Linked DNA regions of Homo sapiens: region 2 is linked to region 1. The links are chromatin loops, found by intact Hi-C in ENCODE. Cell type or tissue: Caco-2. All regions are shown on one strand. Each heading gives the region's core, and the rest is flanking DNA. Links, peaks and the distances in the headings are about the cores only.

The links. A loop is a pair of places that touch in the nucleus more often than their neighbours do. Peaks named below come from ENCODE experiments on the same cell type or tissue, not always from the same donor. Only the 100,000 strongest peaks of a DNase experiment are listed, where the experiment ranks them.
Region 2: it touches region 1 in a loop (8-fold over the local background); 8 of 110 quality-filtered maps call a loop at or near these places.

The regions. Positions count from the first base shown.
Region 1 is chr14:21,038,348-21,049,062 of GRCh38, reverse strand. It overlaps RNASE7 (ribonuclease A family member 7), which reads right to left and starts at 6,701. Exons shown (of 2, transcript NM_032572.4): 1 at 6,621-6,701; 2 at 4,830-6,110. The coding sequence starts at 6,070. The coding sequence ends at 5,600. It overlaps LOC105370398 (a long non-coding RNA gene), which reads left to right and starts at 368. Exons shown (of 4, transcript XR_943588.3): 1 at 368-801; 2 at 917-1,008; 3 at 2,133-2,197; 4 at 2,555-2,666. It also overlaps a transcript of NDRG2 not described here. RefSeq lists a silencer at 9,761-9,925. In Caco-2, for the core only: a CTCF peak has its summit at 8,787 (motif pointing right); a DNase peak (open chromatin) is centred at 8,822.
Region 2 is chr14:20,980,891-20,991,818 of GRCh38, reverse strand. It overlaps METTL17 (methyltransferase like 17), which reads right to left and starts at 1,839. Exons shown (of 14, transcript NM_022734.3): 1 at 1,742-1,839; 2 at 1,436-1,589; 3 at 1,221-1,355. The coding sequence starts at 1,816. It also overlaps the pseudogene LOC100130571. RefSeq lists an enhancer at 1,263-1,312 and a silencer at 2,063-2,192. In Caco-2, for the core only: no CTCF peak of the experiment used is centred there; DNase peaks (open chromatin) are centred at 1,468 and 1,918; H3K4me3 peaks cover 1,828 bases.

The sequences.
Region 1 (10,715 bases), core at 7,318-9,817:
CTTTGGATTCATAAATTCACAGAGGTTGCAGAGGAGAAAAACTTCCCTTAAGTAATCTTAACAGAAATTCTCCAAAGCCCCCTTTTACTTCTCCTTCAACTCAAAGTACCCATCCATTCCTCCCAAATAACCTTATCTACAGAAACTAATACATATTGTCCTTTTTGTCTGACCTTGAACCTTCCCTTATCTACTCTTGGCTAGGAGCTTTTTGGCAAGAGGCGGATGAGGAGGAGTTTGGCCTCCCTTGTTTAAATCCTTTGTTCTTCTGTCACGGAAGTCAGGCCTGCTCCATTCATCACAGGTTTGACCACTCAACATTTGACACCACAATGATAAATAGAAATGCTAACACCATTCAAACTTTCCCTACATGCTAGTCACTGTACTAAGTGCTTTATATGTATTGTTACTTTTAATCCACATTATACTCTTGTGAAGTGGTAGTGAAGATCCATGTCCCTGAAGGTATTCAAGCCCAAAAACCATCTGTTGGTAACATTATTGCCAGGCGCATTGGCTCACACCTGTAATCTCAGCAGTTTTGGGAGGCTGAGGAGAGTAGATCACCTGAGCTCAGGAGTTTGAGATCAGCTTATATAGATGGGGAAACTCCCACCTCCCTAAGCTAAGAGGCGTTCTATCACAGTGTGTATTTTCATCACGAGCACACATTTTTATTTACCTTTCCTCTTATGAACTGTGGACTTCTTACAAGATCTCATTAGCAATGTGGGCTTTCTCATGTCCCTGTGGCTCCGTGGATGTTCCCAAGCTTACTGGTTTTGGAGTCTTGCACAGGTAAGCATCCTGATAAGAGCTATAACTGCTCTTCTTTTTGCCCATTCATGGTGGGGTGGGGGTAGGGGGAGGACATTAGAATGAAGCTCTGAAGTCTTTGAAGCACTTTTGGAAGCCCAGTTGTGCAGGTGCATGGAAGAAATGTGATGAAATGAGTTGAAGCTCTCCCAAGGAGAAGAGAAGGCCCCCTGGATGTTGTTGCTACTGGTATGTTTTTTGGTGCCATAGCTCAAGGGTTATCCCCCAGAGCCCCAGACACTATGAAGAGGGCCAAAGGGTCCTGATCTTAAGGGCAGGGTGTAGGCAGAGGAAATCCCTGGAGCTGAGGATCCTTCTCTTCACAGTGATTCTGTTGGCCCTCTTCATGGTGTCTAGGGCTCATTTACTTCAGTGTGTGGAGACTTCTGGGAACCAGAGTCATGTAGAAAAGTCTCCTCCCCAGTCTACCTCAGATAGTCTCCCTTCTAGGAGAGCCAGCTCATCTAGCTCCAGTTCTTGGTTTACTTTCTTTACTGAACTCCATTTCCGCTCCTTTACTCCATGTTGAAACAATTTAAGTCCATCTGCACAAGACTGGGCAAAGCTCCCCTGGACACCATCCTCCTCTCTCCAAGCTCCCAGCCCTAGAAACATAAATATCTCATAATTAAGCATTCTCCTTTTCCCATTCTTCAGCTTTCAAGTAGGAATGCATCACAGTTCAGCCAGCCTTGGTATTTGGCCCAAATTATTATCTTCTTGTATCTCAGCTTTGGCTTTTGGAAGGCTGAATAGTCAAATTCCTATTTCATCACTATTCCTGGCATCCTTTAACTTGGCTGTGATCAAGGTCACACGAAGGATTGAGTGACAAATCTATTCAGGTAGGGCACCACTAATAAGAATAGGCCAGGCCATTTGGATTTATTGTTAATATCTGAATAGTTACTTCCAAATATTGGTGAGTACTCTAGATGTAACCTGGAGTGAAATTTTCCTTGTGAGCTTAAAAAAAAATTATTATATTGAAATTCTACCAGCCAGTGGAAGTATAAATGGGTATTTATTATTATTTATTATTTTTAAGAAAGATGCTATTATTAATTGTTGTGAAAGCTTATATATGAAACAATTATTTAAAATTTCCACATGGTTAAAAAATAGGAAATTAGTTGACCGATAATATAAATAATAGAAGAGAGTGTGTTAGCTAGATAACTTTAGGGAGAACCTTATGTCCCTTGATCAACAATGATTTGAACTGTGCAAGTCCACTTACATTCAAATTTTCATCTGCTTCTGCCATCCCTGAGACAGCAAGACCAACCCCTCCTCTTCCTTCTCCTCCTCAGCCTCCTTAACGTGAAGACAATGAGGATGAAGACTTTTATGATGAGCCACTTCCACTAAACGAATAGTAAATATTTTTTTCTTCCTTATGATTTTCTTAATGACACCTTTTTTTTCTCTAGCTTACTTTATTGTAGGAATATGGTACATAATACATATAGCATACAAAATATATGTTAACTGAACGTTTATGTTATTGGTAAGGCTTCAGGTGATCAATAGGCTATTAGTAGTTAAGTTTTGGGGGAGTCAAAGGTTATACTTGGATTTTCGACTGTACACTAGGCACCCTTAACCTCCATGTTGTTCAAAAGCCAACTGTACTTTCTGAGACCAAGGTATGTATGTATGTATGTATGTATGTATGTATGTATGTATGTATGTATGTATTTGTTTTGAGACAGGCTCTCATTCTGTTACTCAGGCTGGAGTGCAGTGGTGCCCAGGCTGGAGTGCAGATCATGGCTCACTGCAGCCTCAACCTTCTGGGCTCAAGAGATCCGCCACCTCAGCCTCTGGAGTAGCAGGGACTACAGGCATGTGTCATCATACCCAGCTAATTGTATTTTTTGTAGATATGGGGTTTCACTATGTTGCCCAGACTGGTCTCAAACTCCTGGGCTCAAGTAAGCTGCTCTGGTTAGGCCTCCCAAAGTGCTGGGATTACAAGTGAGAGCCACTGTGCCTGGCTGAGCCCAATGTATTTACAACAATTTAATAAACACCACAAGTAGTATTTAATTTAACAAATAGTACAGAACAGAACAATAGAAATTAGATTATATCATAATTCTATCTATGATTTAATTACTCTTTTTAGAATTGATTGGTGTATTATGATTTATTATGTAAATAAAATAATCCCTTAAGAAGTATACATATTTGAAAGACTTTTTTGAAAATGAGATATAACTTACATAAAATACACAAATCTTTTTTTCTTATTTATTTTTATGACCACCTGCTGCCTTTTGAAACAAATCTTAAGTATACAGTTCAATGAGCTTTCACATAGGAAACATATCCAGACCAAGAATAGAATATTTCCAGGTCCTCAGAAGGCTCCCCCATGCCCCTTCACAGTTATACTTCCCCAAGGCTACAACTATTCTGACCTGTATCACCACAGGTTACTTCAGAACTTTCTAGTTATTTAATGCTATTTAGGTCAACTTTTAATGCTATATTAGGTCAAGTTTCAAGAAAAAGTTTTAGTTGGAAATTCTTCTTATTTTGGGAGGATGCATTGAAGGCATAATTTTAGCCACTTTAAATTTTGTGAGGAGAATGTCTCTAAAACCATATTATCCATAAGAAAGATCATCAATAAAGAAGATAGAGTTGTGAAAAAAGAATAAAATGAAGAGAAAAATCGGCTGCCCCAAGTATCTTGCTTTTCTGTGCACCACAAGTGAAAATCATCTCTTTAGGATGGTAAATGTAGTATACTGACCACAAGAGTTCAAAACAAATTCAGATTTTGGATAAACTTCAGATTTATTCAAGAATCCCAGAAGTCCATTCGATGATGGCAATGTTCTGTTTTCAGGTAACATTTGTTTTTACACTCAGTCGTTTGGCTGTTGTGACCAACTCATCCACTTATTGGCCCTCATTCTGTTAGAACTGTTTAATGATCTGCTCTCCTTTCCTTTAATCATCCTTTCCTTACTTTCTCTCCTCATCATCTCAGACAACCTGGCTGCCCTCCCAGGACTCTGCCTGCGGGCTTGTCCTCTAACCCACTCATGATCATCACTCTGGCAGAAGGAAGTCTCTCGGGAGACCTTAGTGGGGGTATTTGCCTTGGTCTGCGTGTTTTCCAAAGATGGATATTGCTACTACTAGTTATGATCTAACACCTGTCAGTACTTGGGGCTGACAAGCGTTTCATAGATAGCATTTCCACATCTTTACCTGGAATCCTATTTGGCAGGTAGGATTCCTCACATTTTGCTGTAGAGAAACAGACAAGCCAATTGTTCGAGGTCATGTAGACGGGAGTCAGGATTTACACCTGATTCTGTCTGGCTCCAAAGCTTACTCTGACTCTGGTCAGTAGTAAAAAAGCACAGGAGTTGATGGGGAGGGATAGGTAGAGTGGAATCCTCAGCAGGGTTGGGAATGTCTTATAATGAATTTGGGTTTGAAATAGAACAGGCATGGGACACAATGCAGCTTGTTTGGGACTGAGATAAAGGAAGAAAGAAGGGGATGGTGCTGGTCAAGCAATGTTGGAGAGACCATCAGGACTGGCCAATACCAAGCCATACCTTCTCCAGCTCCAGTCCCCAGAACGAGAGAAATGGTATCTGTAGCCCAGGGGGACAGGGAAATGGCATTTTCGCATCTCAACCCCTCAGGCCTGGGCAGACTGCCAGAGTGGAGAGCCAGGGTAGCAATGAGGCAGGGGAGATCATTATCAGGAGGAAGGAAGCTCTGGCAGCTCCCACCAGCCTGTTTGTGACAAGCAGGCTCAGGGCCACGGAAGTCCCTTAAGGTCAAAGGAAATGTGATCCTGGATCTGGGGGATGAAGCTCAGACACTCCCTTTACCTTATGTCTTCAGGCCAAGGGGATCTGGCCAGAGCCAGGTCCAGGGCCTAGGTTGGAAGAGCAGTGGTCTAGAGAAACGGGAGGGGCAGTTAGAGAGGAAGAGAGAGAAGGAATAAAATGCCAGAGCACCTCATAAACAATCTCTTGGCTAGAGAGGTAATGACCTTTATTGCAGCCAACACAGGGTAACTGGCTCTTCAGAGCACTCGTTTCTTCATGAGTGAACTCTTACCTAGTTCACCGCTTGCCTCTGTAACAGTGACTTCTTTCTTGCGCAACTGGTAGAGTAGAAGGTACACTGTATTTAGAGCAAGGAGACCTAGGTTCAAGTCCAGGTTCTGCTACTAACTAATTAGACAAGCTCTTTAATTCATTAAGCTTTCTAAAACCTTAATTTCCTCATCCATAAAGAAGGCATACAATCCCTGTCAAGTCTATGTCACAAGGGATTAGAGGATTCTATACAAATATGAAGTGGTATTTATTTATATTTTTCTTTCCTTCAGGTCACCTCACTGCCACGTCAGAGCTGGGGAAGACTTCTAGTTCAGGAACAGAAACAGCTGTGTCCACAAATCCCATATGCCCCCTTTCCATTTATTTCCTCTCCTTGTCATGCTGCCCTAATGCCAGGGGGCAGGGGAGACATGTGCAATGGCATAGACCAGGGAACCCACAGACCTGAGCTTGCTGTTTCTTGGGGATAAGCATCTGGGAAAACAGCAACAAAAAGATGAAAAGCCATCCCTCTAGAGCTCAGCTCACCAGAGTGTCAGCTTCAGCCTCCCAGCAGAGGCTGAACCAGGAACAGCCCCAAGAGATGAGGGGAAGAGAATGCTCTGGGTGTAGGGGAGTGGTGCGGAGTCCTGGAGAGGGAATTGAAGGTCAGCCAAAGAGCAAGCCAGTCTGGAAACCTAAAGGACTCTGTCCAAGTGTACAGGAACCAGGTGGAATTGCTGAGAGTCCTTTTTCTGGGGAGGCTTACAGGCCACTACGTAAGACTTGTTCTGTCGCTTCTCTTTGTACCTGCAGTTCGGATGCTTCCCTGAGGTGAGCTTACACATGGTCAGGGACACGGCCCCGTGGCTCTGGTGGCAGTTTTTATCGCCATTCTTGCAGGCTATTTTGGGGGTCTGGCAGGTGGCGGCCACACTGGAGAAAGGCTCGTGCAGGAAGGTGTTGAGGTCTTTGCACCGTTTTGTGTGCTTGTTAATGTTTTTCATGGCTGAGTTGCATGCTTGAGGGCTGGGCTGCATGTGCTGAATTTTAAACCACTGTGATGAGGTCATGCCCTTGGGCTTGGCACTGACTGGGATCTCTGCCACCCACAGCCCCAGCAGCAGAAGCAGCAGAAGGGGGCAGAATCCTGCTCTGGCCGGTGCCATCTCTCTTAGGAGGAGCAGTCAGGATGGAGGGCAGGGGTCGCTGGGACAGAGGTGTTCAGTTGAGAAATTAGTCCTCTTATACCTGCTCATATGAGCTAGTCACCCATCTCCCTACTCGGTTGTCTCCTTTCCTCACTTTGTGTCTCATCTCTGCCTCTTCTTCTGTGTGTCCACATCCACTGCAGCCCCAACAACAACCCTGTGGCCCCATCTCTCATCTTGTATTTCTGTTCCCTTCATTCTGTCCCTGTTGCCTGTCACTCTTTGTCCTCTCCCCTTTCCCTTAAGTCTCATCCCTTTTGTGTCTCCATGTTCCTGTGTCTGTGTCTCATCCTCTCCCGATTCCCATCTCGTCTGTGTTCCCATTCTTTTTCATTTTTTGCCTCCATCCCCAACATCACTCTCCCCTTTCCCCAATGCGTGTCCTCATCTCCCCTAAATCCAGTCCCTCCTTTATCCATTTTATCGCTCACCTGAGTGTACTCTCAGGATCAGAACCCATCCCTCCTTCTCTGTCCTCACTCCTCCCCAGATCCTGCCACAGCCTCACCTTTGCGCTTGGTCTTCGTGCTGTGACTCCTGCTCAGTGGGCTGAGGTGGTGTCCACGCACTCCTAGGCTGTCAGATCTCTGAGGGCCTCTTCTCACTCCTGAACTCCTTAAGAGCTGGCCCGGGCTACGCTGTGTCTGTTTGGGGGTGGGCTGGGAGCATCACTGGATCAGGAAATGAATCAGGTTCATGCCTCTCCACTTACATGTCCCAAATACGTGGACACCTAAGGATGCCTGTACCTGCCTAAACATGTTCAGCAATGAGGAAGCTTGAATCGTCACATTCGAAGACTGTATTTGTTCCCTGGCCACATGATTTTAATGACTCTTTAATAGAGCACCTGACCCAGGTGTCAACTGAAATCAATTTCAGGAAGAGTTGTCATTCATATCCTCTCATATACACTTCTGGCCCTTGATCCTGGGAAGAGTCAATCACTGTGGTGTTAAGGGTTGCTTCTTCTCTGACCTGAGGCACAGATAGGACAGCCTAGAAAGATGCTTTGTCTGGTTCCTTGTCATCTGGAGATACTGGTTATCTTTCGGAGGAGATGGAACAGACACGAGGGAAGTGGGTGAATGAATCATCACTGTCACGAGGCCTGGCACCATCCCCAATAGCGAAGCCATTCCACAATGATTCACAGGCCTCTCCAGTTCCAGGTACCAACCAAGGCCACATGGCTTTAGCTGGAGAAGGCAGCCAACACCTCTCAATTTCACTTGTTCCCTCCCTTTTTTATTGAAAATTGCAAAAATTTAATACTGCCCAAATGTTTGTGTTTAAAATGCTGTTGCTGCTCTCGACATCCTGCCTTAGTGCTTCCTTCACCTTGTATGTCCTGTTCCTTGTGGTGGTTACAGCTGTGTGGAGCATCTGGGTCAGTGCTACTCCAAGCTCTTGTGAGCTTGGAATATGACACTCAGGAGAACCGAGACACCAAGGCAGAGAAGCATCACCCTCTGTGGGTGAGAAGGCCTGTAAAACTGAGATGAGGAATATTTTTGTTTTCAGAATTTACCTGTAAGTAGTAGGCAATCTCAGAATCTTGGGCATGCTTCATTCATGTGGTCAACAAACATTTATCGAGCATCTACTAAGTGTCAAGATACTTGGGATATATCACTGAACAAAAAAGGCAAAAATGGCCAGGTACGGTGGCCCACACCTGTAATCCTAGCACTTTGGGAGGCCATGGCAGGAGGATTGCCTAAGGCCACGAATTCAAGACCAGCCTGGGCAATGTGGCGAAACCCTGTCTCTATAAAAAATTTGAAAAATTAGCCAGGCATGGTGGTGCATGCCTGTGGTCCCAGCTACTCCAGAGGCTGAGGAGGGAGGATTGCTTGAGCTTGAGAGATAAAATCTGCAGTGAAAATCATGATTGCACCACTGCACTCCAGCCTGGGTCACAGAGTGAGACCCTGTCTCAAAAAACAAACAAACAAACAAACAAACAACAACAAAAAACAAAGACAAAAGTCCCTGCCTTTGTAGAGCTTACATTCCATTGGAGAAAGACAGTAAAAAAAAATACGTATACTTTGCTCAAAGTGATAATGGCTAGGGAAAAAAGTAGAACAGTATAGGGGTTGGTGGTCAGTAATTTTACGTAACATCGTTGAAATCGCTGACTCTGGGGCAGAGACTTGAAGATAAGAGTGAACTTGTGATTATCCGGAGGAAGAATGTTCCAAGTGAAGAGACTAGCACTGCAAAAGCCCCAGAGCAGACAGATGCCTGAGGTGTTGGAGGAACAGCAGTGTGTCCAGTGTGGCTGGAGCAGGTAACTGAGAGTTCAGAGAGGGACCAGAGACCAGGTCATTGGGAAGACTTACGGACCATTTGAAGGCCTGTGGCTTTTACTCCAAGCACAGTAGGGAACCCTGGAAGGGTTCTAAGTAGATGAATAAAGAACGTGTCAGCTTAAAGGATTACCTGGCTGTTGTGTGGATTATAACTGTGGAGAAGTCGCACAACCCATCCTGATCATAAAGTTTGTGTTCTGGTCCAGAATTTATGATTCTAAGTCAGGAGGATGGGGAGTTTGTTTTGAGGCCAGGAGGACATTATTTTAGTAGCTGGACAGCACAGCTGTGGGTTGGGGGTCAGGATGAAGGATCTTTAGAAGCAAAAGTGGTGCTGGAGATGAGAAATGCCACTAGATGGCAAAAGAGAATCAAGAACAAGTTCACACAGGCCTCTGGCTCTTCTGGTTTGTCCTCAGCGAGGCCTTGGTTGGGGGAGCAGCTGTTCACTTCTTTGTTAAGGTATCCCAAACTTTGCAGGCTGAACTTCTGGATAGAAGTTCTGGATAGAGAATTATGCCCCTGCTGCCGTAGAAACATGAATGTTAGGAGATAAAATCCACGGTTTAAACCAGGCTGTGTATCAAATGTGTATCAGCACAGGCCAGTCTAGCCTTTGGAGTGGAGGCTGGATGGAAGGCTGCAAGCTCATTTGAATGCCTAGCTTGGTCTCCTTTCTACTTCTCATTATCCTAGAGTGGGATGTTTTCAAGCCATGATTTAAATTTCCCTCTACACTTGTGTTTTCCTGATATTATAATTATCCTAGTTTGCTCTTCAACTCGAGTATGCTGGGCTGCGTAGAAGGCTGCCTTAGGACTGTGTGAAAGTGAAATAAACATGGCCCTGCTGCTTCAGTCCAAAGGGAAAAGAGAGTAAGGTTTTAAGTTTGCACATGAAAATCGAAATTGAGTCGTACCTACCATACGTGCAATTCAACTGAAATCTTTGTTTTGCCTCAATTATTTGGATAAGGGAGGTGATTTTGTTTGTGTGCCCAAATTATCCAGCTTCCAAGATCTGCTTCACCTTGTACTTGGTAGGCTGATTTTGCTATTTTGGCTTCACTGCATTCATGGGGCAACAGAAAAAGATGGAGGAAGGGGGACAAGTTTAGGAAGAACAAAAAGATTCAGGCATCAGGCCAGGGACTGGTTCAGGAGTTTCACAGGAGGAGAAGAAAGACTCTGAGAGAGAGAGCAAGAGCAGAAGACAAAACAGTGGGAGAGAAGACAGAAGGGAAGAAAAAGTCCCTTACACCAGCAATCTCTACCCCTGCTTCCTTCTCATTCTATCGTCGAAGTCACTTCTGTTGGCCCAGCTTCTCCTTAGGCTGTTGTGTGTGTGTTTAAGTTGGGGCGGGTGTTGTGAAAATCCCAACAGTGCCAGGTGGACCTCTGCCTGTCTTCCCCACAGGACAACAGCTGCTGCTTCCTCTCGCCTGTGCTGGGAGGGAGTGAAGGGGGAAGGGAGAGAGGAGGGCCGGGCCTGGATTGGTGCCTACCCTTCAGAGCCAAGCCTCTCTGCCTTCCGGAGTTCCACACAGCCTCTGGATACCAATGGAAAGCCCGTGAGAGTTCCCTTCCAAGCAAAAGCAGATCCAAGTTCTGTTATCCTAATTTTGTTGGTCCTTTGATAAATAAAGGTAATGGGCTCATTTTTGTAGACTGAGAAAGTGAAACATACAGCAAGTTGAGGTCAGATGTGGGACTTTCTTCAGGTCCTTGAATTCCCATGACCTTTCCTGGAACAGCTGTGGGTCAGGAGGAGGCAGCACTGACAGAAATTTGGAATCCTTGGCTCCCAGACCAATGCGTTTAGACAAGCCAGGATGGAGGAAAGAGGAAACTGATTTGGGGGTTCACTGGGGCCTTGTCTCACAAGCCCTCCCAGCTCCCCATTTATCTACAGAGCAAAGTATCATTTCCTTAGCCTGGTAATCAGGGTCTGTCACAATCGGGCAAACCTGTCTTTCTAACTTTATCTCTGATTTTTCTCCCACTGAGTGCCTCAACCCCAGCCAGACCGGTTTCCCCCCATTTTTCAAGCATGTCTTTCATAATCCTCTTTATCTCCACTGAACTTCTAACTTCACCATGAGATCCATTTCCAAGCCAGGGTGACCCTTCAGGAAAACTTTCTCTGACCCTCCCAATTCAGAGACATCTTTCTCACCTCTAAATTCCTACAGCATTTACTGTCTTCAGAATGTATAATTTTCTGCCTTGAATCACTGGTTATTTCTTCATGTGTATGTATTATTTTTCTCTTAGACTGTCAATTCC
Region 2 (10,928 bases), core at 764-3,263, 51 kb after region 1:
GGTGGCTCACGCCTGTAAGCTCAGCACTTTGGGAGGCTGAGGCAGGCGGATCACGAGGTCAGGAGTTTGAGAACAGCCTGACCAACATGGTGAAAACCTTTCTCTACGAAAAATACAAAAATTAGCCAGGCGTGGTGGCGTGCACCTGTATTCCCAGCTACTTGGGAAGCTGAGGCAGGAGAATCACTTGAAACCGGGAGGCAGAGGTTGTGGTGAGCTGAGATCGCACCACTGCACTATAGCCTGGGCAACAGAGCAAGACTCTGTCTCAAAAAAAAAAAATTTTTTTTAAAGGGTAGGCCAAGGACATTATTTTTTGGATTTCTTCACTTCTCCAAAATTTAAGGTTTTGATGATCTCCACTATTCCTATGGAGAGGAAAGAAATCTGAAAATCTACGTCTCATGACTGTTCAGTTCAGTACTATTTAGCAAGTATCTACTGAACTACTGTGAGCCAGGTACTGTGAGGTGTGCAGGGAATGCAAGATGAATAAATGGTAGTGTCAAGGAGCTCACAATCATGAAACTAACTTGATGAATTATATTTACCCTCTTATCCCAGAAGAGGGTTTCAGTACTGGGCAGGGACCATCCAGGGACTTTATTTTACCTGAATAAAAACTTAGAAGGTCCTAATCCAGTGGACTTGCAGAAAAAAATAAATATCTAGATTTTAACAGTATATTGGTAGCCAGGCGCGGTGGTTCATGCCTGTAATCCTAGCACTTTGGGAGGCCAAGGTGGGCGGATCACCTGAGGTCAGAAGTTCGAGACTAGCCTGGCCACCATGATGAAACCCCGTCTCTACTAAAAATACAAGTAGCCGGGTGTGGTGGTGCACGCCTGTAATCCCAGCTACTGAAGAGGCTGAGGCAGGAAAATCACTTAAACCCGGGAGGCGGAGGTTGCAGTGAGCCGAGATCGAGCATTACACTTCAGCCTGGGTGACAGAGCAAGACTCTGTCTCAAAGCAAAAACAAAACAACAAAACAAACAAACAAACAAAAAACAGTATACTGGGACATTCTGACCTTTACCTAAGCAATCTCTAAAATAATCTACCTTCTTTTAGTAAGGCATCATTGTAACAACTGCTGCTCTGGTTAGAAAGTCAAATAAGAGACTTCAGTATCTGAGAGATTGTAGAATTATTTCTTACTCTTCATTTCTAACCGATATTTCAATCTCGCCCACTTTTTAATTATTCTTAAGTCCTACCTGGGTTTTCCAGGAATTTTTTCTCAAGATGCCTAGCCCGTCTTTGCAACTCCTCTGGCTCTACAGGCAAATGTCTGCTCCAGAGATAACTGGTCAGTGTTTGCACCTGATTCTCCATAGTGGGCCCAGCGCTCCCTATGGGCCAAAGACGAAAAGCGGAATCACTTGCATGTAGGTCCAGTCCCGTTTCTTCTCGCTTTCCCGCCGTTACTCACCAAGTAGCAATAACTGGGCACCGTTAGCCAGTGCCTGTGGCAGCCGCACGTGCGGCAGCTTTAGGATGCCAGGGTGCTGGCGATGAGGCCTCTTCTGCAGGAAACCGGACTTGTTATCTACCTGGGTCACTCCGGGTACTAAGGCGGCGAGCGCCTGCAGGCAGAGAAAGGTAGGTTGATTTCCTGGCAGAAAGGAAAGTTGCTGGCAATCGCTAGGGCGGGGGCTGCCAGGAGCGCTCCTCCTCTGCGCGGAGATGTCTCTGCAGATCCAGAGTCTCTCCGACAGCAGGGAATGTAGGCACTCACCCGGGCCTGGGGAGCCACTCCAAGGCCGGGGCACCATCTTCCTAATGTCAGTAGACACTTCAGTGCCGCCGCCATGGCTCCGGAGGCGAACCGGAAACGGAAATACAGGTGCCTGTGACCCTCAGTCCCAACGCCGCAAGGAGCAGCCTTCGCAGAACTTCTCCCGACAGTTTCAGCCAACGAGAAGAGCGAGTGTTTGCCAGCAGCCAATAAGCAATGGTTATATAAATAATCCTTGAGGCAGAAACCGTGTTTGGGCCGACTTGAAGGCTGCGTTGGGCCTGGTCACCGGCCCCAGAAATCAAGAGGGTGGGGTGGGGCGGGGCGGGACGGGACGGGGGCGGGATGGGGTTGGGTGTGAGCGCGCCAGCAAAGACTGTTTCTGGGAGTACTGACTTCCTGTGTTCTTTGCATTCCTCCGCGGAGAACTCTGAGTCTTGGGTTGTTTCCCTGTGTGAAAAAGGGAGACTGCAGTAACGGAAAGAAGAGAAAAATCAGATTTAAGCGACTGAAGAAAACAGAAATTAATAGTTAAATGATTATTGAATAGTTAATAGTTTGATAAATATTAAACCTAGTTAATAGGTTTATTTATTTTTTTACATTTGTTAATTTCTCTTCAAATGAGACCAGTCTTCTTAGTAAGCTAACATAACACTTACTGAGAACACCTATGTGCTAGGTACTTCAGGGAAAAGGACTGATCCCCACTTCACAGAAAACATGGTTCTGACGGGGACCCTCCTGTGTCTGCTGCTACGTCAGAGTGTTTCCCCCAGGCCCAGGACTTAGACAGTAGCCGTCTGATTACCTGAGGTGCAGAATCTCAGGTGGGTCCAGCCACTATTGTGACGTGATAATATAGCATAGGGGAATGGTCTCCAGAGTCTGCAAGCTCATCAACACCTTCATTCACTAGAGCATCAGAAGGATAAATGGCATATGCAAGGCGATATCTACTTTCGGGACCTGACAGTGGACAACTGCTACCTCAGTCTCCGAACACTTGAGCTCACCCAGTGTGTGATTTCTGTGGGCTCCTGGCCCCCTAATTTCCGTTACAGGTTTAGGATGTTCTCCCAGCACATCCACTTGACCTGTGTGTGGAACCAGCCAGTTCATCTGGAGGGCTAGACTCCTGAGTCATCAGGCTAGGGCCTGATGATCTCAGGCCCCAGCGCCCTAATTGGACTTTCCTTCTGTGGTTCTCTACCTTATTCGACTTCTTCCCCAAATCTGCAGACCTCACCGACTGCAGCCTGCCAGCTCTCTCAGGGCTCCTCATCTCGGGGTGAGGTGGGGTGAGGAGACATGGGTGGACAGGGGGAGAAGGGCCGCTCTGCCTCTTCCAGGCGGAACCGCCCTTCCTGTAGATGAATGCATGGCCCACTGACACATCCTAGGCTGACACTTGCCTCTTTTCCAGCTTTTCCTCAGTCCTCCTTTTACCTGGGAATCTTTCCTGGGTGCTCAAAAGGGTCACCACAGTGACCTCTACCCCTCCAGTGAGAATGCTCACGTTCAGAGTCGTGATTCTGTGTGTGCCCTGGGCTGAGGACTCTGCCCTAGAGATATCTGAGGAATGGAACCATTAAATTAAATTGATACCTGTTGATATCTCTCCAGACTATTAAGTCCACAACCCAGGCCGTCTCAAAGGTTCTTACTCCTGAAGCCATCCCTCATTTTTTGTGCGAGTCTTGCCCAAATGCCAGGGTGCTGGCGATGGGGCCTATTCTTGCCCAAATGCACAGATAATTCTGAAGATTGGGCCATACTAGATGTGTGTGTTGGAAGATCTGCCAAGATTCTACTGTCAGCTAGTCAGAGCTCTTGAGTAAATCCCTCAGCATCTTGTCCTTATAATTCTATTCATATAGCTGAGATCATGTCACGGCTCCAAAAGCCACCATCCAAATTATGGGCATTTTCTGTCCATAAAACTTTGTGAAATGATTCCTTGTAGGAAATTTATCCAAGGGAATCACCAGATCTCAAGTACCTTCATAGTAGTTCAACTCCAACGCATAAGCCACCGCGCCTATGTAGGGGCTCCACACAATGTTTGCACTCCACACAATGTTTGCGCTCCAGGATAAGAGAAGGAGAGAAGGGAGAAAGGGATGCAACTTTCACCTCAATGGGAGTGAATGAATGGCCTCTTCAAACATGACCTGTCTGGGATTCTGAGTCATTCTAGTTCCCCTGCAACAGTAGGAGCCATCTTGACTTTATCTCTGAATCTCAGTGTCTGTCTTATTCTGTGCTTGGGTTTTAGTAGGTTACCAGTGTTTGCAGAAGTGACCCTGCCTGATTTGCGGTGGACTGTGAAGCTAAGTGTCTACTCTTTTCCCTCCGTAGGCCACTGGGAGGACAGATGATGCTCAAGTTTCCCTTTTTCCTCTTGGTCTTATGTCACTTACTGCTTTCTTTTCTTTTTTTTCTAGCCTATTGTTTTCTTTTTAAGACAGGTGACATTCTGTCACCCAGGTTGGAGTGCAGTGGTGAGAACATGGCTCACTGCAGCCACACATCCTAGGTTCAAGCGATTCTCCTACGTCAGCCTCCTGAATAGCTGGGACGACAGGTGTATGCTACTGTGCCTGGCTAATTTTTTATTTTTTTCGAGAGATGGGGTCTTTCCACGTTGCCCAGGCTGGTCTTGACCTCCTGAGCTCAAGCGATCCTCTGGCCTTGGCCTCCCAAAGTGTTGGGATTACAGGCGTAAGCCACCGCGCCTGCCTTATTCTATTGTTTCCTTTCTCTCCCACCCTCCCACTTCTTTTCTTCCTCCCTTCTTTTATTCCTTTTTTTTCACAGCACAAGATATCTTCTAATGTAAATATTTGATTCTTTATGATAAATTAAAAAAAGACTGGGGTGCAAATCAGAATCAATCACATTTTTTTCTTACTCCTTGGGGGCTCATTTGACTCTTGAGTGGGAAAGAGGCAGATCCCAGGTGAAGCCTCAGTCTCTTGGCCTAAGGCAGGGAGAAGCATGAGTCAGATCAACATGATGATTCATCTGAGTCTCAACCATGAAGAAATTCACGGATTGTACAGGGTTTTCTGGTGCAGTCAGCTTTCTTGTGTTGTGACTTGGCTGATTAACTCATATTCAAGGCCAGAACTACTGTTGCTGTTGAGACTAATCCAATTACAAAGTATTCTGCTGCGGGGGAGGGATCTTCCAATTGGATCTGATCTCCTTTGGCAAAAATCTATGTTGAGGAAAGCAAGGAGGTTCTGGAGGGATTATAGATTTTGAAAACTCTGGCTCGGGCAGACCCAGCATGGCTTCCTACAGATATAGGATGGGGGATCACCACAGAGCAGTGTTAGTCTTGGCATGGGATGGCATGAAAGGATCGCTGATATCCTCAGAAGATGAATGGTGGTCACACAGGAGCTTCTTTGGAGGTGCATTGTGGACTCTTAACACATGGATAAAGTCTTAGAGGAAAATCCAAGGATTGGACACCCATTGGGGGTCTCGTATATCTCTCCTGAGGGACTGAGACCCTGAAATAGGGACCGGAATGGCCAGGGCAGTGAGAGAATGTAGAAGTCTTTCTATTCTCAGTTCATGTTTCTCAAGAAAATCTAAAAGTTATCCCATTAAAATGTTCTGGGTTGGGGGCCTCCATTGTTTAACAACTAGGTCAATGGTTTCCAGTTCAGACTCGGGAGAGGAATCCCAAGAAGGAAACTCTGGCTTATCATCTACTTCTCCAAGCCTTCTAGAAATACCATTTCTAATGTACTGTCCTGCAACAGGGACCAATTCAAGACAGAACTTTCCAGAAGGATCTGTTTGTGTTTTTGAGAACTACTGGGAATGGCCAGCACAGCCACCTGGCCTAGGAGACTTGCTATTATACAGAAAATGAAGAAAAAATGTGAGAAGAAAGGGATGAAGAAAGAGAAGATAAAGAGGAAAGAAAGATATATAATGGGGAAAGACATTTATCCATGATAGGGAGTTTATTTTTCGTTCTTGAGTTGGTGGAATTCTTTACTGACCATGTTAGATGTGCCACACTCTGTGTTAAGGGCTAAAGCTAGGAGAGGAGGAGACTGTGTTATGGGAAGTGGTATTTTTTTTCTTGTTCAAATCTTGTTCCAAATTTCTACTTTGAATTTGGTGGAGCTGTTTTTGTTCAAGCTCTGATAGTACTGTGGGCATCAGACATCTATGAAATCTTCTACAAGCCAGTTCAGCTTCCTCTCCCTCCTCCTCCTCCTCCTCTTTCTTCTTCCTCTTCCTCTTCTTCTTCTTTTTTTTTTAAGACAGAGTTTCACTCTTGTTGCCCAGGCTGTAGTGCAATGGCATGATCTCGGCTCACTGCAACCTCTGCCTTCTGGGTTCAAGCGATTCTCCTGCCTCAGCCTCCTGAATAGCTGGGTTTACAGGCGTGCGCCACTATACCCAGCTAATTTTTTTTTTGTATTTTTAGTAGAGATGGGATTTTTCTATGTTGGCCAGGCTGGTCTCAAACTCCTGACCTCAGGCGATCCACCTGCCTCGGCCTCTTAAAGTGCTAGGATTACAGGTGTGAGCCACCATGCCTGGCCTCTTTCTTCTTTTTAATCCTACTCCAGCACTCCAAAGAGCCATGTTGTATAAAGGGGAGCCTAAAACCCAAAACAAGTAGAGCAAGGGAGGGCCATTCCAAGGAGGAACCCAGCTTCTTTTTTGTTTTTAGCAACACCCCTGTTTCTCTCTTCATACAAACATTCTCCATCTCATCACACCTCTATGCTGGAAACTTGAGTCTTTGGATTTCTTGCTGTTCAAAATTCTGCAGTGAATTAAAGCAGTCTGTTCAGTTCCTCCTGAAGTGATTCCACTGCTCCATATGCATTGGATTTATCTTCTCTAGATTTTAGTCTTGACCTGATTAATGCCTCCATTCCATGTCAACTAACATAAACCTAAAAAAAAAAAAACACAGATCTTTATGTAAAATCTGTAAAAGAATGAATATCTACTTTGCCCTCCTTCCACAGGGAACCCGGCCCATGTAGGCCCTGGGGCCACAGAATGCGGGCAACTGCTGTTCAAGGACCAGCATGAGGGGGCCAGGGCCAGGGTGCTGCTTTTGGGAATGCTGTACACTTCAGCCATTGTGGCTTTTGTGTTGTATAAGTGTTGCAGATGCAGAGATGGCTGGGGGTCTGGGTGCCCTGAGTCTGCATCTCTCATGGGGGCACCATAGTACTGAGAGCAAGATACAGTTTCCGCTGTCTGTAAAATGAAGATAATAGTTGATTGGCCTCCAACATTATAGAGTAATTTTAAGGATTCAGCGAGGTAAGGCTGAATGTGGAAGGCACGTGGTAAACTGTAAATGAATAATGACCATCACATTTAATTTTCCTACAATCTGATAAAGAGTAGCCACTTGCTTGAGGTCACCCAGAGCAGCAACTGGTGGAGCTGGACACTCAGCTAGTGTTCATACTACTAAAGTGGGGCCAACTGTGGCACAAGGGGTTGATTGCTGCAACCATAGTGTTTCTAGAGTTCAAGACATCAAGTGGTCTCATGTTCTCCTAGGGAGAGAGGCCCTTAAATATGAGTTGATGGTACATTTTGGAAAGTAAACTTTCTAGGACAGTATCTTCAGCCCTGACCCTATTGTTTATTTGCATTAGAAAATAAAACCGATTGAACCAATTTTGATGTATGAAACTAGAAGAGATAGCTAATAATGATCCCAGGTAGACATGACAGGCTAGGATGAGTGACTGGATTTAATAATGAAATTTAACAAGGATAGTTTAGTAAATTCTATCCTTCGGCGTGAGTACAGTCTGGAAGAAGATATTTCTTAGCAGCAGCACTTATGAGAGAGACTTAGGCCTACCCGTTGACTAATAAGTTTATGGTGTGATGTGACAACCAACAACCTACTTCCCAAATCAATGGTAGGAACAAGGTGTTGTGCTTTATCTACTGACCAGAACATTCCTGGAGAATTTTTGTCTCCCAGAACTGCCTTAAGAGCGCTATATGTTCAGTAAAGCAACCAGAGAAAACTATGCAAAATGAGCCCTGACTGAAAAGATCAAAGATATTAAACCAGAAAAAACTCAGGAAAGGGAGCAAGGGTATGCCCATTGTCTTCAAATTCCTGAGGAACTATCACGTTGAAGAGCCATTATTTTGGAAGGCTCTAATCAGGGCTATGGAAAGAAGATACATGAAGGACAAATTCTGGCTTTGTATATGAACTGTCTAACAACCAGAGCTCAATCAAACGCGAGAGAGCTGCTCATTCCTGGAGGTGTTTCAGCAGACCGAATGACCATGTGTGGGACACGATGACATGTTGCTTCATGTGCTGGGTGAGGAACTAGACTAGAAGTAATTGTGATTCTCTGAGGTAAAATCCCAATAGCATTCTCTACCTTAAATGACACTCCTCTCTTTACTGGCTTTGGAGACTGAGGTGATGGAGCAGAACAATTTTGCTGCAGTATTGCCCCTTTTTTCTTCCACAACAGGGGAAAGATGAAGCTGCAGTTCTCCAAGAGGAGTCAGGCAAGAAGCACCCATTGCAGTTGGAGCAACAGCTGATCCAGGCAGAGCAGCACCTGGACAATCTGGTGGCCCCGCTGGACCCCCTTTTTGAGTGTGTGACTACTCTGGCTGGAGCCGTAAGAGCTTCTGAACATGCAGCTACGAACCGTGAAGCTGCTACAAGATAGCAAGCCAGATAAGGGTATGGTGGCTTCAGAACCAGAGGCCAGCATACCTTTTCCTGAGGACTTATGTATAAAGGAAGATGAGGAGGAGGCTGCTGATGGTCAGACCTGGGAGGAGCCCATAAACTGGAGCACAGAGACATGGAAACTAGCTACTTCCTGGCAGGTGGAACAGGTGCTAAGGAGAAGATGCAGCAAGGCTGTGGAAAAGGGCTCCAGTCACAGCCCCAGCTGGGAAGGAGGGACAACAGCTGAGGGTTTAGTAAAACAGAGTCTGTTCTTTTTTTTTTTTTTTTTAACTTCTGTTAATAGGGTACAAAGTTCAACAAAGTTTGTTCTTGATTAAAAAAAAAAGAATGAATATCTAATGTATAAACAACTCCAACTTAGATTTCCAAAATCTTGCATTCATTCACATTTGTGCTTCTTTCTACACAGCTGTCATTTACATTCCTAGGCTTGTATTTCACTATGTAAAATGGGAATTTAATCTTTATAAATGAGGCATTTATGTACTGCGCACTCTATTCCTGAAACTGTGTTAGTCACAGGATATATTAAGATACATGAAACGTAGTCTTGGTCCTTAAGTAGCTTATGGAGAAGCAGAGAAACTAAATATGTGATAGAAGCAATAACACTTATATGAACATTGCTTTTTGGGAGCACAGAGATGGAGGAAGTTACTTTGCCCATTGGGTCTAGGAAGGTTTCTACAAGGAGGCTCCACCTGAGCAGGGTCATGAGGGTGAGCAAGGGTTTGCTGGGGCATTCAGGAAGGGAAGGACAGTGCATGCAAAAAGATTGGCATGGGAAAATGTACAGAGATGGGGAAGTGTATTGAAGGTAGGGAAGGCGTGAGTGGTTAGAGGTGTTAAATCACTGGGTCAAGTTCTAGGTGAGAAACATTGGAATTAGACCCTTGAACTGTATGTAATCTTCCAACAAAATTAATTCACATATTTTTCACTATATTTTTACATTCTTGTCATCTGAAAATGCAATGTTGTTGTTAATGCCCTTATATGAATATGGACACAAATATTGACCTGAACAGGACTGAAGGTAGAGCTAATAGGACTTAGCCATCTCATTCTGTGGAATTCCTTAATTCCTTAAATTATTAAGCAAGTTTTAATTAATTAATTAATTAGTTTATTCATTCGTTCATTTATTTATTAGAGACAGGGTATCAGCCTGTTGCCCGGGCTGGAGTACAGTGGCACAAGCATAGTTCACTGCAGCCTCAACCTCCTGGGCACAAGTGATCCTCCTGCCTCAGCCTCCCAAGTAGCTGGGACTATAGGAACATGCCTCCATGCCAGGATAATTTTTTAATTTTTTTGGAAAAATGGGGTCTTGCTTTGTTGCCAGGTGTGTCTCAAACTCCTGGCCTTGAGTGATCCTCCTGCTTTAGTCTCTCAAAGTGCTGGGATTACAGGCATGAGCCACCATGCCTGGCTGCAAGTTTGAAAATATATGTTGTGTGGGATGCAGTTTTATAGGTGATGAGGATGTAAACAGGACTGAGGTGTAGTGTAGTCCCTCTGTGATGCATATAGTCTCAATGGGTAGAACGAGCTGTACTCAAGTGTTTATAACATGAGGCTAAACTCACATATTACAGTCACAGCAGATATATCTGGCTCAAGACCTATTCTGATTGGCCTATGCAGTGTTTTTTGTTTGTTTGCTTTTATTTATTTATTTTTAAAATAATTTTTGGATATGGTGGCAACCTTTCCAAATGGAGATTTTCACATAAAGAATTTGGATTCCTGGCCGGCTGTGGTGGCTCATGCCTGTAATCCCAGCACTTTGGGAGGCCGAGGCGGGCAGATCACAAGGTCAGGAGATTGAGAACATCCTAGCTAACAGGTGAAACCCCATCTCTACTAAAAATACAAAAAATTAGCCGGGTGTGGTAGTGGGCGCACGTAGTCCCAACTACTCGTCGCTGAGGCAGGAGAATGGCGTGAACCTGGGAGGCGGAGCTTGCAGTGAGCCGAGATTGTGCCACTGCACTCCAGCCTGGGGGACAGAGCGAGACTCTATCTCAAAGAAAAAAACCAAAAAACCAAAAAACCAAAAAATTTGGATTCCTGACTTGCCTTAAAATAGCTAAAAATGTGGCCATACTGGGCCACCATTAGCTCAATGTGATGATCAACTAAAGCTGAATAGCAGTCACTTCTTAAGTCGTGTCTTCTTCTTCTTCTTTTTTTTTTCTTTTGAGACAGAGTTCCACTCTGCTGCCCAGGCTAGAGTGTAGTGGTGCAATCTCAGCTTACTGCAACCTCCACCTCCCAGGCTCAAGTGATCTTCCCAGCTCAGCCTCCCTAGTAGCTGGGACTACAGGCATGTAGTGTGGTGGCACCCAACTAGTAATTTTTTTGTAGATATGGGGTTTTGCCATGTTGCACAGGCTGGTCTCAAACCCCTGGGCTCAAGCAGTCTGCCCACCTTGGCCTCCC